Regions from separate parts of the Homo sapiens genome. Here all the other regions are linked to region 1. A link is a contact called in ENCODE Hi-C data. All regions are on one chromosome and are shown on one strand. Each heading gives the region's core, a stretch centred on a gene start or an enhancer-like site at or near the end of the contact. The rest is flanking DNA. Distances are from core to core; before and after follow the strand shown. Region 1 holds the start of LINC01831 (long intergenic non-protein coding RNA 1831). Region 2 holds the start of PANTR1 (POU3F3 adjacent non-coding transcript 1). Region 3 holds the start of LINC01159 (long intergenic non-protein coding RNA 1159).

What was found. Hi-C counts contacts between places; a loop is a spot of excess contacts on that map. Pooled maps may share reads with other maps.
Region 2: a pooled map shows a loop between it and region 1 (4-fold over the local background). The contact joins the promoter of PANTR1 here to the promoter of LINC01831 in region 1. A Hi-C loop is called at or near these places in 3 of 168 maps with a recorded cell type or tissue (MCF 10A, heart right ventricle and psoas muscle), 2 of 37 single-sample maps with no recorded cell type and 10 of 50 pooled maps.
Region 3: a loop to region 1 is called in a map of OCI-LY7, with 3 times the contacts of the local background. The contact joins the promoter of LINC01159 here to the promoter of LINC01831 in region 1. A Hi-C loop is called at or near these places in 4 of 168 maps with a recorded cell type or tissue (Caco-2, OCI-LY7, naive thymus-derived CD4-positive, alpha-beta T cell and 1 more), 3 of 37 single-sample maps with no recorded cell type and 9 of 50 pooled maps.

The regions. Positions count from the first base shown.
Region 1 is chr2:104,412,688-104,415,387 of GRCh38, forward strand. It overlaps LINC01831 (long intergenic non-protein coding RNA 1831), which reads right to left and starts at 1,344. Exons shown (of 2, transcript NR_135589.1): 1 at 1,272-1,344. RefSeq lists an enhancer at 2,203-2,700.
Region 2 is chr2:104,850,109-104,852,808 of GRCh38, forward strand. PANTR1 (POU3F3 adjacent non-coding transcript 1) reads right to left here and starts at 1,368. Exons shown (of 4, transcript NR_037883.1): 1 at 1,204-1,368. RefSeq lists an enhancer at 1-972 and a silencer at 2,353-2,402.
Region 3 is chr2:104,871,327-104,874,026 of GRCh38, forward strand. It overlaps LINC01159 (long intergenic non-protein coding RNA 1159), which reads right to left and starts at 1,269. Exons shown (of 2, transcript NR_110373.1): 1 at 920-1,269. It also overlaps a transcript of POU3F3 not described here. RefSeq lists an enhancer at 950-1,675 and a silencer at 1,981-2,090.

The sequences.
Region 1 (2,700 bases), core at 94-2,593:
GATGTGGTCAGATTTAACCAATTTTCTTTTAGTGAATGCTTTGTAACAAAGTAAAAACTTAATATGGGCAATTCTGTGCTTCCTCTGTCCTTTAGCATGTGACATGACATTTTTATTGGGGCAAGTGGCTCTGTGTATTATGGTCTTGTGTTACTCTCCACCATGTGTTTCTCTCCATATCAATTTCTTTTCCTTTCTCATCTGCTCATATCCAAAATAGAAGCTAAAAAGAGAAAGGAGACTTCCATCTCCCATTATTTTCTTCCTTGCATTTTTTTTTTCTGGCATCCGTTCTCCTAAGTTTCACTCCTTTTCCTTACCTTTTCCTCCCTGATGTCCATGGTGGTATTTGCTATGCTATGCTTTCAACAGGTGGATGATTTTATAGGACTAGCAACTTACAGTTTTCATTTATTTTCCAGGTCAAATAAAGCAAAAACAATATGAGAACAAATTAATAAATGCATGATAGTATGGCATCCAGAGCGATTTCATGTAGATTTTGCCACCCTTATAGAAGTATTTTTGAGTGTGATAAGCTCTGAAATTTTATAAAATTCTTGCCAAAGGTAAAAATAATATGTAGTGATGACATTCCCTTTTCACAAATGCACATATTGTAGAACCTGTGCCTAGCCACAGGATCTCACAATCTTTTGGGATTGGCAATTCACACAGTGCAAAATCCCATTTGCAACATAGCTTTCCCCAATCCCATGGGATTCATTGTGAGAGCATTTTAATATAATAGTTTTCTTACAGTTGAGAACTCTGGAAAGATAGCCCCTAGTCTAAGACAGAGGAACATTCAGCAGTTGTGATAATGAATTGATAGCATAAAAAAATAGTTTACCTTTTACATTTTTATCCTGCATGTGCATTTCTTACCTACTTTTCTCTACATTTTTGTGATTTCTTCTATTAGAAGGGCACAGGAGCACAGACTTTGGATTGCTACCGCATTCATCTATTTCTTTTAAAGACAAGAACTGGAATCATACTCCTTTAAGAATAATAGGTGTGCCCCTACCCACATCCTAGGAAATCCACTTCACTTCTTCCAACTTGTAATAAAACAACGATTTATGAATATTGTCTCCTTTTTCGGTAGACACCTCTTTTCCCTGCTAAGGGTTGCTTGAAGACAGATCAATGTTCCAATTTAATTAAAGTGAACCCCCAAGGCCCAGCCCCAGCTTTTTTTTTTTTCATTTTTATTTTCAGAAGTATCGAGTTCACAAGAAAGTGATTCTTTCAAAAATGGTACGTACGTTTCCAGGAAGAAATACCAGACGGAGTTCCGTATGCTTGCCTTCCACAGAGAGCTCACACTTCAAAATGTCCAGTGATCTCCGAAAACTGAGCAGACCAAGAGTGTCAGCTTAATTATTGACTAAATATCGATGACAATACTAACATTGACATGTGGACAGGAGGAGTAAGAGATGTGAAAAATACAAAGATGACACAGAAGCCTCGTTGACCCAGAACTAGACCCTTTCCCAACTGTGAACACCAGGCTGGAAAATCATAGATCATTCTTAGAGCAGTCATCACTTTTAAAGACAAAGTTTTGATATAAAGGAGAAAGAATCTCTGCTCTCTATGTTTAGTGGTTATTCAGGGGTTTTGACGTGAACTCTTTCAAGAGAGCCTCCCTTTTGTAATCACCAGGATTTGTGGTTTGCACAAATCTTTTCAAATCTTGTCATCGTCACACATACTTACACATTTAGATCTTTACACAGCTGTAAGTCATAAACAAAAACAACAGAACTTTTTTTTGGGGGGGGGAATAGTTCAAATTAGAGCACACTTCAAATGAAAACAATCAAATGCAAATGAAAAAGTTTAGTTCATGTATAAGAAAAAAGGTGAAGCCAACCAGGTGTGTTTTGCCTGGTTCTTTTTTGTATAAACAGATCGTTTTTTTTTGTATAAACAGATAACTGACTTTTAAACCCGCAGACCACAACATTTTAATTCAGTCATTGTCATTTGGAAAAAAAAAAAAAAGGATGAGGAAAAAGCCACAGACAAATTAGGACCAAAAGTAACCAATTAGGACAAAAAAAAGTAACCAAATTTAGCAATTTAAAAAATTGGCTTTTTTTTGGTAGATGAATTATCCTCATCCGTGATATACATTTAAGAATGAAACTTACATTAGCCCCTTAAAGTGGTCCTGCGACTTTAATTATTCACAAAGTACACAAATTTAATGAGTTTTTAAATATTAAAACTCTTCTCTATTGTCACTACGGTGAGCTCTTAATTTACAGAGCAATTAAGTCAGGACCCTCATTTATCAGGACATGTGCGTTTGTTGAAAATGTAGTCAGTTTTTATTCATTGATGCTATGGAAATACTGAGGTGAAATTAATGTGTGCCTTCAGAGGTCGTGCCGGTGGTGGTGGGGAGGTAGCAAGGAGCAATACGTGAGATAAATAAGTAACTGCTATTCCCCGATTTCTCTAGAGATTGCTGAAATATTAAGTGGCACAATGGTTATCGTTCTCAGCCAAAATGCTTGCAAGAAAATGCCCCCTGAGTTGTTCTCTGGCAAACATCTGTCATGGGTAGTAGCTGAGAAACAGGGAAACTTCAAAGCAGTACTTTCTGATGATTAGCAGAGTGTTGAGTGTAATGTTCTTACATTTTAATGCAAACCAAGTGTTGATGAGCTGAGAGGGTAGAAT
Region 2 (2,700 bases), core at 118-2,617, 440 kb after region 1:
TCAAAAGCAACGCTGCCAAGCACGTAAACAAGGAGTGGAAAACTGGCGATTCTGAGCCCCCTCCCCAACTGAAACCTCTTCCTCCCTCGTTACAAACCGTTTCATTGATTTGGCATCAACTGTTTCCAAATAAATTACCAATTCTAAATTGCAAGGTGTTCTGTGTAAAAAAGTGCAATAAAATTCCAGCCATTGGATTCTCCCCCCTCATCATCACAGACGCAGCTTCCCTTAAAAGAACAAAACCAAGAAGCTTTTAAAATTTTCTCCGGCCTATTTCACTAAGGTAAGGCACTCAAATGGGCCTGGACTTGGCCTAGCTATGTCCTCCGGCCATGTTTATCTAATTAACTGCACCTAGCAATAACTGCACCCTCAATTTTTACAAAACCCAGGAACAGTGGCAAGGAGGGGACAAGTGAGGCTGTCAAAAATAGAAAACAAAGTGAAATCCAGTCTGCGATGCTAAAGCTCCAGCCTCCTTTGGGAATGAAGTGTAGGGATGTCCTGGTTAGTTTTGATTGATCACCCTCTTTCTGATGGGCTTTCACTACCGAGCTGGGAGGCTGCAGCTCCCCGCCTGCTCCCCAGACACAGCATTAACCAGGGGTGCCCTGACTTCCTGCCTCGCTTCCTCCTCCTCCAGCTCTCCGCCTTCCCTTTGCCAAGTCCCCCTCCTCACTCCATCCTCCTGCTCCCAGCATGCGTCCCCCCACCCCAATCCAGGCAGGCACACACAATTCAGGACATCACCACTGGCTACAGAAATAGGGTTTCTTCCCCTCTAGTCCTGATTCTCTGGGAAAAATAAAAAATCCCAATCAAGAAATATTTATATACTGCATGCTTAATAATCACTTCTTTTCCAGGGCTTCTTCCCCCTCCTCCCACCCCACCTTCACGATCAACAATTACAATGAATAGCATTTTCCCCCCACCCCTCCAAAGTAAAGTGGCTTTTGCTGTGTGGGGCTTTGGACTGAGTCCATCTTTTTATGTAATATTTTAGCAGGGTTGGATTTTTTTAACTCCCCCCCAACACATCTTCCCTTCCTTCCTTCCTTCAGACAGTTGCTCTGTGAACCCTCTCTTGTCCCAAGCAATGAAAATAAGCTCCCAAACCTACAAGAACATAAATAAATAAGCCAAAAAGGAGGGGAAAAAGAAGAGGAAAGCAGGGAAAGAAAATGAAAAAACACTTACCGAGCAAACTTCCAGGGTTAGGTTTTTAAATAAAAGGTGTTTTTTAATTTTTTTTCAAATAAGGTGACTGGGTTGGGGGTGGAGGGGAAGGCATATTCTCAACTCTCCAGCACCGATGCGTCCTTAGCCTTCCCTTCACACTGACGCCTCGAAGCCCAGCTCTCCACTAGTCTATTATTTTCACCAAAATATATGAAAATGTATGCAAATGAAAATCAGCACTAACTGTTCTCCCCTTGTTATATACTTTGGATTTTTTTTTTCCAGACAAAACAATCACACTCGCAAAGGGAGGGGGCGGATGGGGTGGGGCAGCGTGGAGGGGGGAGAGAGGCCGGGGAGCGATTCGAGAATTAAGTACGACGAAAGGGGGGGAGGAAGAAGGGGACAGACCTCGGAACAGAAGTGTGTTTCTGTTATCGAGGAGCACAACGTTTTGGGGGGCTTCCCATACGCGCACACACACCCTCTTGAAAAGAAAGAAAGTGGATCTGTTTGCAGAGGCGCTATCACGTTTCATCAGGCCACCTGAGACTGCTTTTGAAAGCGTGTACTGTGAAATTCATAGCAGTAATTTAGACAAAATCCTCACTGTATATTAATGAAAGGCGGCCCCATGGCTCTGTTCCTATCCTCCCCATTCAGTGTAAACAAAACCACGAGACTCTCTCGGTTTTTGAGCCGGATCCAAGCAAAATCGGCAGGAAAGGAAAACACGGGGTGCTGGCACCGACTATTCAAACGTCTGCACCTGGAGATCTCAGATTGATTCAATGAAATCTGTGTTCCATCTTTTATATATACATATACGCATACGTAAATATAAAAAGCAACCTTTGGGGGCCGCAGAGGAAAAAAATCCGTTCTGTTTGGGGTTTGGTTACCACCGCCTTTGGTATCTATACCTTGGCAATAATGGCTTTGCTAAAACCTACCTACGATGGTATCTCACCCGGCAAGCAGGAGCTGGACAAGAGCCTACATAAATTCTACGCGTCTAGTGTTAATCTTGAGATCACGCGGGGGCTGCCTGGCTGCGGCTGGGCAGGAGAACTCCTGCTTTCACTGAGTTCACTTAACTGCGCTCGGCAGAGGCACGATACAGCGGGAGAGAAGGGCAGGCCCGTTCACATTTTAATCGGAGCGCACCGGCGGCCGCTCCTCGGCTGCGTCCTGGGCTGCCGCTCGGGCTCGGGACTGCCAGATGCAGGCTCTGGCTGGGGGCGGCGGGCGCAAGCGGGCGCACCCGCAGCTAGGGGTGCGGGGTGCACGCACACGCACGCTCATTAAGAGCCATGTATTTATTGAATGTCCGAGTTGGGTTAGTTCATTGGAAATCCCCGAGGAGGGCTCAATTTGCCCTTGTTTTCGTTGCCACTTTCTCTTTTTTCTTGGTTCGCTGAGGTTCCTCTGTGCAGCGTTTCCGCTTGGCCGCGTCCCCCCACCCCACCCCACCCCACCCCCGCTTCTCTCGCCTACCGGGTGCACTCCCCCTCC
Region 3 (2,700 bases), core at 19-2,518, 460 kb after region 1:
TGGAGAACTCTTTGAAAACATTACCTGTTTTTTTTTAACCTCCTATTTTGGGGAAGGAGTGCGGTAAAAATATTAGGTAGCAGAATTTTAAAACAGCTTGATTACCTCATTTGGGTTTGGAGTCCTCAACTCCAGTCATTAGTAATAAAGTCATTAATAGTCATAATTGGTATTTAATTGCTTGATCTGATTGGTGCTTTATTCCTGATTCCATTTAGTTTCATGGAGAGGTACAGGTGGTGCAGTCAGTAAACGGAAGCCAGCCATTTGCAGGCAACTTTTCAAGCATAAGGGAAAGTACTTTTGTTATATTTGCAGACATGTGTCTCACACATTTCCCCCCTGCTTTTGGTAAACTATCTAAGAATAAACATTACAGATCTGGGCTTTAATTTCTCCAGATGGGATCATAAAGTACCTAGGAGGTGTGTGTGTATATATATGTGATATAGAATTGAGGTCACATGGCTGCTGTTCACACTGCAAGTCAAAAAGAAACTCAATGCTCAATGCGAACGCAGAAAGAACTCAACAACTGAACCGCCAGTGGAATCCAGTATCTGGGCAAGTTCACTTTATTCCTTCGCAGGAAGAGGGTCAGCGACGGCCAGCGAAAGTTTCCCCCGCTCTTTGAAGAGGGAGGTGACAAGACCTGCCAGACCTTCCCACGCGCGGGCCGCCTGGGTTCTGGGGCTTTCGTGACGTCTTCCCTCATCGCGCTCCCCACCCCCGAACACACACACACAGACACACACACACACACACTCTTCCTTGCTCGGGAAACTTGGCTTCAACCTGGCTCCCCCTTTCAAAACCCCCTGGAGAACTTCCCCTGCAGGGATGCCCTGCGCCCGCCGGCTGCGCCCTCCCTCTCCTCAGCCCTGCTCCTCCTGTCCGCTCCCCGGCGTTCTGGACTCACCCGGCACGGTCCTTCCATTCCACATACAGACAGGAAACCGGCCTCTTCGGGACAACATTTGAAACCACATTTTATCAACATCATCAAAGACCAGAGCACACACTTCGGGCTCTGAGCTCTGGAGCCCGCTTCTTGCAGAAAACCGGGTATGGGGGAAGGGCTGCAGGGGCGAGAAATCCTGCTTCCAACTGCGATTTCAGCTTTCTTATGGAAATGAACGCGACGGCCCGTTCGCCCCGAGCCTCCCTCCCGTTCCCAGCCCCTCTTCAGCTTACCCTTTCCTCCCGCTAACCCCCGCCCTCCCGGTCCCCGAGTTCCCGCGGCGGCCAGGCTGGTGGGGACGCACTCGCTCTGCGCCCGGGTCTCGGCGCGCGCGGAAACCCAGGCCGCGGGCTCCCCTCCGCCCCGCCGGCCCGCGTGCAGCATTAAATATTCATAGGGATGCTACTTTCTTAAAGGAGAACCTACCGCGCGGGAAAGTTCACAGCCAAGGAGAGGCACAAAAGAAGGTCTCCGCGCTGGTTCTCAAGGGCGAGGAGACGCATCCCTTCTTGACAGTGCGCCTCCAGACTGGCATTAAGGAGAGGACTAGGGAATGGGATCACCTATCGTCAAGTCACTTATTTTAGAGGGGTTTGGAGAAGAGGTGAACTTGGTGGTGGAGAGAAAGCGCGCTCCCTAATCACCTGTTAAACAGTTATTTTAAAATTAGCTGTCGCATCTGACGCCCTAGGGTCCCCAAGGGCCTTTTCATAAGGGAGTCTGTTTAACTTCACTGGCTTTGGGAGCGAGAAAGTTTGCCCTTTGTTTCTGGAAACACGCCCACGCAGTACGCTTAGGTAACCTTACACTGAACAATTTCCTTGGAGCGGCTAAAACCGCAACAACCAAACTTGCACCTGCGCCATTCTCTTAAAAACAGGGCAGCGGCTGTGAGCGCTGGGCCGGTAAGTAAGGGCAGAGAAAGGGGCTGTCGTGTGCGTCCCAGCTCTCCGACCCGCACGTCCGGGACCCCTTTCCGCCCGCGCACCGCGGTCACTTGCAGCCGGCGCTGGCTGCTTGAGCCCGCGGCCGGGTCGCCCGGCTTCTCTCCGGGAGAGTGGCCAGGGCCTAGGCGCTCGCTCAAGAGGGAGAGCGAAGGGAAAAGAAGAAAGTTCTCCGCCGGCCGCGCGCAGCTCCTCCCGTGAGCGCGCCCCAGCCCTGGGCCGGCCCGACCCGACCCGCGACGGGGCCACGCGTAGTGCCAGGCAACTCCTGTGCCCTGTGGCCAGCCCCGCGCGCGCACTCGCACTCACACACACTCATACTCACACCCCACGGTTCTTTTTGTTCCGGGCCAGGAGCACTTTCACAAGTGGTTAGAAAGTCTTGGGCGCCATCTAACGGGAGCAGCAAAAAGTTGACGCTGGGTGGAGGTTAGGCCCGACAGGAGCCCAGGATGGGCGGAGGAGATCCTCTCTCCCACTCTCTGCACTCCTGGGTCTTGACCCCCTGCTTCCCAATTACCACCACCAAAAACATACACACACACTCGAGAACTGAGGGGCCTCCGGAAACCTCCTTGCCCAGGGCCTGAGGGCAGCCCTGACTGCCCGCTCGGGGACCCTCCCCTGAGCCCCAGCCTTGCATGCCTTCGGGCGTTCCCTAAGGCGCACAGAAGAGGAAGGATCGTTTTGCGCCTGTCTTAATACGGACCCGGTGTCATGCAAGCTCTCGCTGGTTTTCCTTTGGCCTGTGATGGAAAGTCCGAAGAGGCCCGAGGCAGGCGCACCTGCTTCTGG